Linked DNA regions of Mus musculus: region 1 is linked to region 2. Evidence: chromatin contacts called from ENCODE Hi-C or POLR2A ChIA-PET data. All regions are on one chromosome and are shown on one strand. Each heading gives the region's core, a stretch centred on a gene start or an enhancer-like site at or near the end of the contact. The rest is flanking DNA. Distances are from core to core; before and after follow the strand shown. Region 1 holds the start of Htd2 (hydroxyacyl-thioester dehydratase type 2). Region 2 overlaps Abhd6 (abhydrolase domain containing 6).

The links. A loop is a pair of places that touch in the nucleus more often than their neighbours do. ChIA-PET counts read pairs that join two places held with the same protein, here RNA polymerase II (POLR2A).
Region 1: a loop to region 2 is called in a map of regulatory T cell, with 2.4 times the contacts of the local background. The contact joins the promoter of Htd2 here to the enhancer-like site in region 2. A Hi-C loop is called at or near these places in 1 of 37 maps with a recorded cell type or tissue (regulatory T cell). POLR2A ChIA-PET finds 5 or more read pairs at or near these places in 1 of 5 experiments (embryonic stem cell).

Annotation. Positions count from the first base shown.
Region 1 is chr14:8,078,219-8,081,718 of GRCm38, reverse strand. Htd2 (hydroxyacyl-thioester dehydratase type 2) reads right to left here and starts at 1,406. Exons shown (of 6, transcript NM_001348727.1): 1 at 1,207-1,406. Rpp14 (ribonuclease P 14 subunit) reads right to left here and starts at 1,406. Exons shown (of 6, transcript NM_025938.4): 1 at 1,207-1,406.
Region 2 is chr14:8,037,964-8,041,301 of GRCm38, reverse strand. It overlaps Abhd6 (abhydrolase domain containing 6), which reads right to left. Exons shown (of 9, transcript NM_025341.4): 3 at 1,398-1,554; 4 at 70-183. Among named protein-coding and RNA genes, the nearest start is that of Gm41094, 16 kb to the left of the region's middle. Within about 2 kb of position 2,051, at least 2 of the 3 ENCODE cell types and tissues checked have a DNase peak (open chromatin) inside an H3K27ac peak, as active enhancers do.

The DNA of each region.
Region 1 (3,500 bases), core at 157-2,656, 41 kb before region 2:
GATGCACCAGAAGCCGGGTGTGATGGCGCACGCCTTTAGTCCCAGCACTTGGGAGGCAGAGGCAGGTGGATTTCTGAGTTCGAGGCCAGCCTGGTCTACAAAGTGAGTTCCAGGACAGCCGGGGCTACACAGAGAAACCCTGTCTCGAAAAGCCAAAAAAAAAAAAAAAGAGAGAGAGAGAGAGAGAGACCCACCAGGAGACTGCATACATAACGCATAATCGAAATGGCTGACTTACATAGGAAAGAGAAGCTGAGGGAAGTGAAGCGAATCTCGGGAGCTGGAGACGAGAGGTTTAGGGCAGGGGAAGGGGTGTGTCAGCCAAGACCACTCTAACAGGAACTTGTGAGTATGGGCTGAGAGAACCTAGAGGCTAGCATAGACTTCGATATACTAATAGGTAACCATCCAGGTTAATGGAGAAGCAATACGGCTTTTGCCAGAAATAAGACTCCTTTTAGGAAGTAGGAACCACCTTCTTAAATCCCTGAAGGAATCCCGACCTTTGTCTAAATGCCGGATTTTTAAGGAAAGGATTAATTAATTTGTTTGTTTGTTTAGCGTTTATTCCTCTGTGTAACGGAGTCCTGAAACTCACAGATCACCTGCCACTGCCTCCTAGGCGCTGGAATTAAAGGCGTGTTGAAACAATTTCTTAAGACCTAACACTCTGGGCTTCCTCCTCCTCTTGGCCTCGGCATCGCCTCTGGGTAGCCACGTGTCTCACACTCTCCAGCCTCTCTGATCTTACTCAATGTGTCCCACTGCCCATCCTATCTATTATGGTACCATACCCTCCTTGCCTAGTTCTTGCAAGTTCTCCCCTTCTGCTTCAGTGTCTGCACTCCGAAACAGAGATCTGCTTCATACCCTAGTGCTTCTCACGAACTCACGAACCGGTGTCTTGAACATTTGGGGGACACAAGACATAACTAAAGCAATTGTTTAAAAAGCCGATCCCCTACTGCCGAAGAGTAAGATTGTTCCCAACCTTGCTCCATTAACAATCGCTACTGACTTTGCGCCCACATCAAGGGCAGTGAGCCCAGCAAACGGCCGGATCAGCCCTCCCGGTCACCGCCTGTATCCGGGACCTAAGCCGCGCTGTACAGAGCCCGGCGGTGGCTCTCAGACTGACACTACAGCAGCGAAGAACCTGAGGTCCGCCACACTTCCACCTCGTGCTCCCGCGTCGCGCATGCGCACCTGCCCCGCGAGGCTAAACCGCCTCGGCCCAGGACGGAGAGGATCACTGGAATAACCGCGTTCCTGACTCTTGCACGCCGCTAGAATTCGGCATGGGTCGGAGTTCCCACGCAGCAGCCCAAGTTCGGACCTGGAAAACTGGTGATATTTACATTCGCACCGCCCCACAGACGCATAACAGGACGTGGCGTCACCGCGCCGCGTCGGTCACTGAACTAGTGCGTAACCCTCAGCGGGGGCTGAGGACGAACAGGTTCTGCGCCCTCTAGCGTCCACCCTCGGAACTGTCGTCAGACACTCTTCATGGTCATTTATTTCTACATTTATGCTCAACAGGTTATATCAAACAACCCCTCTCCTTTCTTGCTTTCTCTTTCTTTTTCTTTTTTGCAATGCCAGGGATCAAAACCACAACCTTGTCTATACTAAGCAAGTCCTCTACCACCAAGCTAAATCTGAGCCTTGCCATCTCAGGAACATCCGTGTCACGCACTAAAGACAAGATCGTCTGTCAGTTTCCCAATGTGGCTCCTAACATACACTAGAGATTCTGTTTTGATGTGGAAAAATCCAGCTGCTCCTATTTCCAGATGTAAGTAATTCCACTTCTGTATCTAATCACCAAGTCAGAATCCGTTATGCATTAGCGACTATTCTGAGTGCTGGCAACTCCGGAGAATAGGATATGGTCCTTGTATTCATGTGACATACCGTGTATATTTAACAGTTATAATAGCAACTAATATTTACGTTTGGGCCAGGCATTGTGCAGAAGATTTCACGTAAGTGATCTAATGGAACCCTCAAGCAACCTTAAGGCAGCTATTATTGCAATAGTCCCTGTTTTACATAAGGGAACTGAAGGCCAGAGAGAGACTAAATTGTCTGCCTTTGATGGTTGCCAGTGTTAATACAGATTATCTGCTTTGGCCAGTATGATATTTGTATATGCTAGGCCCAGGGAGTGGCACTGTTGGAGTAGGTGTGTCACTGTGGGCGTGGGCTTTAAGACCTTCATCCTAGCTGCCTGGAAGCCAGTCTTCTGCTAGAAGCCTTCAGATGAAGATGTAGAACTATCACCTCAGCCTGGAGGCTGCCATGCTCCCACCTTGATGATAATGAACTGAACCTCTGAACCTGTAAGCCAGCCCCAATTAAATGTCCTTTATAAGAGTTGCCTTGGTCATGGTATCTGTTCACAGCAGTAAAACCCTAACTAAAGCAGCCAGTGTTGTCCAGACTAGTTCAGGAGCACCATCTTAACCCAACTGCCTTCTGAGGTAGTCTCTGGGTATGGGAACTTGGTGATGGCTCATCACCATATTGCAGTCCTTGGCACCAGTGGTCACACAGCTTGAGTTTACTAAAAAGATGAGCGTTGATTTGGCCTGAGTGGGACACAGTAGTGATGGTAACAGTATGCCTTGCACAGCCAAGCCTGTGCCCAGGTAAGTTGGGGCCTTTCCTGTAATTGGGGAAAAAAAACCTGATATTTTTGTCCCCTAAGCTTTCATTCCTGCCTTGGCCATGCTCTGAAGTCGTGGCCTCTGTTTCCTCTCCTTCCTGCCCAGAGGAAACAAGGCTTGTTGGGGAATAAGGGGGAAAAGCTAACACAGACCCCAGAGAGGGGCATTTTCTTTCTCAAAACTAGTTTGTATTTTGGTAATTATAGCAGAATTTTAGCAGAACTATTGTATCTGACATGAATCGGAAGTTATGGTACCTAAGCTTTGAAGAAATCTTTTGTCAGTGATTATTATCTGAGATTTTATGAGTGTTTTGTTTTTGGTTTTGGTTTTTGGTTTTTGGTTTTTCGAGACAGGGTTTCTCTGTGTACTCCTGGCTGTTCTGGAACTCACTCTGTAGACCAGGCTGGCCTCGAACTCAGAAATCTGCCTGCCTCTGCCTCCGGAGTGCTGGGATTAAAGGCGTGCGCCACCACGCCCATCTTGAGTGGTGGTTTTTTTGTTTTTGTTTTTGTTTTTTTGTTTTTTTTTTTTTTTTTAGACTCTCAGAGTCTTTGCATAACTCAGTTCCAGGATAGGCCTAGCAAACTAGGAAATATCTTACGGCTGAGATTTGCTTAGGTGATGGGTTTTTCTAGACAACCGCTAAATAAGACAAGAAGTCTTGGTATGCAGAGTTTGACTTGCAATTCTGTAACAATAGAAACAACTTGAAGCTGGAGCTGGGGAGGGCAGAGGAGGGAGGCTGAGACACAGAGCAGAGGAGGTGGCAGGGGGACTGGTCAAGTCTGGATGTCTATCTGAGGGCCTGCCCCCCCCCCCCGCAAA
Region 2 (3,338 bases), core at 802-3,301:
GTGCAACTCTTGCCTGCTTTCCCTGTGCTAGGAAACTATGTGGGACTTCGGGTGGAGGGCCCTGCTTACCTGATGTATCCTTTTAACTTGCCCCACTATGGACAGGTCATCCAGGGAGGAGCGGGTGGTGCCTTCATGCCCAGGCATGTCCACACAGACCAAGTGCAGGTTCTTCGGAAGGAACTGAAAGCCCAGACCCTTACAGTCAGTATATGATCTACAAAAACTACCAAAAACCGTGCCTGCCCGCCCGAGTCTCTGGGGAGGCAGCCGCCGCGGACCCAGTGACCCTGACAGCTACTAAGATTGTTTCTGAGCCTCCACGTGTTTTACATGATACTTAGATGAATCAGTCTAGACAGCAGCCTCATAGGGAAGAGAGGAGCCCCAGACTGGTGCATAGATGCAAAGAGGCTCAGTGGGTGACTGGAGGGGATACACTTTTCCCTCCGAGCCATCTCAATGGTCCAACATCTTAAAACTTAATGCTGATAGCTCAGTACTGCTTCCTCTCTTTCTCGTGTCTGACTTCCTCCAGCCATGCGGCTGCTGTCTTAGAACCAGAAGGCCAGCTCCAGTGCTTTCCCCAACACCAGGAGGCTGGTCTCCACTAACTTTTTCTTTCTCCATCAGAGACTAACTCTTAAGGTGATTACTTTCCTTTCTGCTCTGTTTAGAAGATGCAGCAACTATAGCCAGGAATCTGAGAAATGTCAGTTATCAGAGATGTTTACTGAAGAAGGGACAAAGAAGATTCATTAAGGCTGAAAGATGGCTGTCCTCATGCCATGTGAGAACACAGGTGACTCAATGACATGTGCAGTTTCCTAGGAGCACTTCGTATCCCTCAGATACTGTCCCCCTTGAAGTAGGAATCCAGGATGCTGTGCTCTCAAGACCAGTGCCAGCCACGGCCTCCCCACCAGCTGGTCACTCTCCAAAGGACAGACAGAGGCCACACAAGTCAACTGCACAAAAAGTGACTTGGGAAGGGATTCTGAAAAGCTGCTAGATCTAGATCATTTCTCTAAATGATTAAGGAAAAGAAAAAAGAACAAACGACAGTAGGCAGAGGGGTTTGGGGATAGACAGGAAAAGGAGAGAGGAAATGTAGAATTAAAAAAAAAAAAAGAACACTTTTGGAAAAAACCCAGCCTCAAGCGTCACAGCGGATCTGAGGTGAGTGAGCTATGTTAGCTCACTCCCACCCTTACCGCTGCCTAAAAATATCCACACAGTGAGAAGATTCCAGAGACACAGGTTTGTTTTTTGTTTTTTAACAAATTAGTTCTGTGACACATACAAGGGTCTGAATAATATACTTTGTTAATTTTAAGACTTAACTTGAACCGTGTTCCCACCCATCTCCCTTTAAGGCAGAAGAGTCTGAAGTGTACCTTGACCACGCTGAGCCACATGTCCTTGTGTGCGGAGAATCCATGGAGCATAAGGATGGATGGCTTGTGTCCTGGCCTGCCCCGGAAGGAGTAACAGAACTGATAGTCCTCATGGTGTGCGTAGCGAACTTGCATGCCCAGTGTCCTCCGCCAGTACCTAGGGTCAAGAAAGGCAAGACACAAGTGCATGCTCAGGGGACATGGCTTTCAGAGGGACACTGGTCCTCTCTAGAGATCCTACTTGGAGATGAGACAGATGCTTATTCCAGCTCTTGTCCTTTACCCTCCAGGGGCACTAAGAAGAGAAGTATGTCACACATGTGTTTGGAAAAAAGGGGATCAGCAGGGTGTGTGTGTGTGTGTGTGTGTGTGTGTGTGTGTGTGTGTGTGTAACAATGCACAGACAGCAGAGAGCAACAGGAGCAATATACGTTACACACATGCATGGGAATGTCATCATGAGACTGGTTACCGTGTCCAACTAAGAAATGGTAGTAAAGAAAAGGAAAAATTAGAAGGCCTAGCATTTGAATGAAAAATAAAAGCAAACAAGCAGGCAAGCCAGCCAGCAGAGCACAGCACACACGATGACCTTTCATTAGACAGCTCTCGAGGCTTCAGCTGACTCACTGCTCAGGACTGGCACAAACTGAGCCCTCTGGCTTTATTCCGCACATGGCAGCGGTTGAGGGCTCAGCTTCTGTGGGTTACATAAGCCTGGCAAGGCTGCAATTTGGACTCAAGTCCATTTCAATACGAAATTTCCATTGAAACAAATTGAACTTTCAGCATGAAAAATCTCTTCAAAAATGAAAGATAATTAAATCATCCAGATATCTCCTTTGTAATAGACTGACTCTACACTGTAGCAGCTGTAATAGGCTGATTCTACATCATAGACTGGCTCTACACTATAGCAGCTGTAATAGACTGACTACACTATAGCAGCTGCCAAGTCTTGCAAAATCAAGTCATCAAAAGTGTCCTAATATTTTGTGTGATATGGGGGGGGGGGAGAGAAGTTTAAGTACATATTCATGCTTCCTTGTATCTACAGACAGAAATCGTGGGTACACAGGCACTGTCAAGTGCTGGGCTGAAGACAGAGAATGAGTGAGAAGCAGGGGACAGATGGGCAGGGGTAATAACTGGATTTCTTTTGATCCTTTTGCAATGACTACATTAAAACAGTAGTAAAATTGGCTAGCCTAAGGCTTTTCATAGGGAGAAGCAGGCATATTTCAGTACTCTAAGTAATGGCTGTGTACCATGGGTTTGTATGTTCATTCACAGACCAACCTGATTACGTGACCTGGAACATACAGTTCTTCATTGACAATATAGGGGTAAATACTGCATTGCACAAAGGTTATAGCCAAGAGTAAATGGACTACCCACATGAAAAGTGTTTATTATTGTTATTATCATGTGTGTGCCTTGCATATGAATGTGTGTGGCTTAGTGTCTGAATGTGTGTATGTGTATGTGAGTGCAGCACTTTTAATACGTATACTGGCAGCAGCTGTGGCTGCCCTGTGGGCTCCCTGAGCCGGGGGCTGGGGACTGAGCTCCGGTCTTCAGGAAGAACAGGAAGCAGCCTTAACCACCGAGCAATCTCTTCAACCCCAATCCACACAACTTTTGTTCAAAACCCAGTACATGGTGACATTTGATAAATACTAATTAGCATTATATTTAAAACGTATCTTTCCAAATACTCATCTGCTAAGATTAAAGGGAAAACTTAGAGGCAATACTTGAAACAAATATTATCATCACAGTTTGTTGACATCTCCACTTCTCTAGGGACAAACTCAGCTCACTCAACACAGGCTAAGTAAGCACTGTACCACTGAGCTGCACCCTCAGCCAGGATTGATATCCTCATAAAAAGCTTACACACTAACATAAGCCATGCTAAAAACTTAATTCAACACTGGG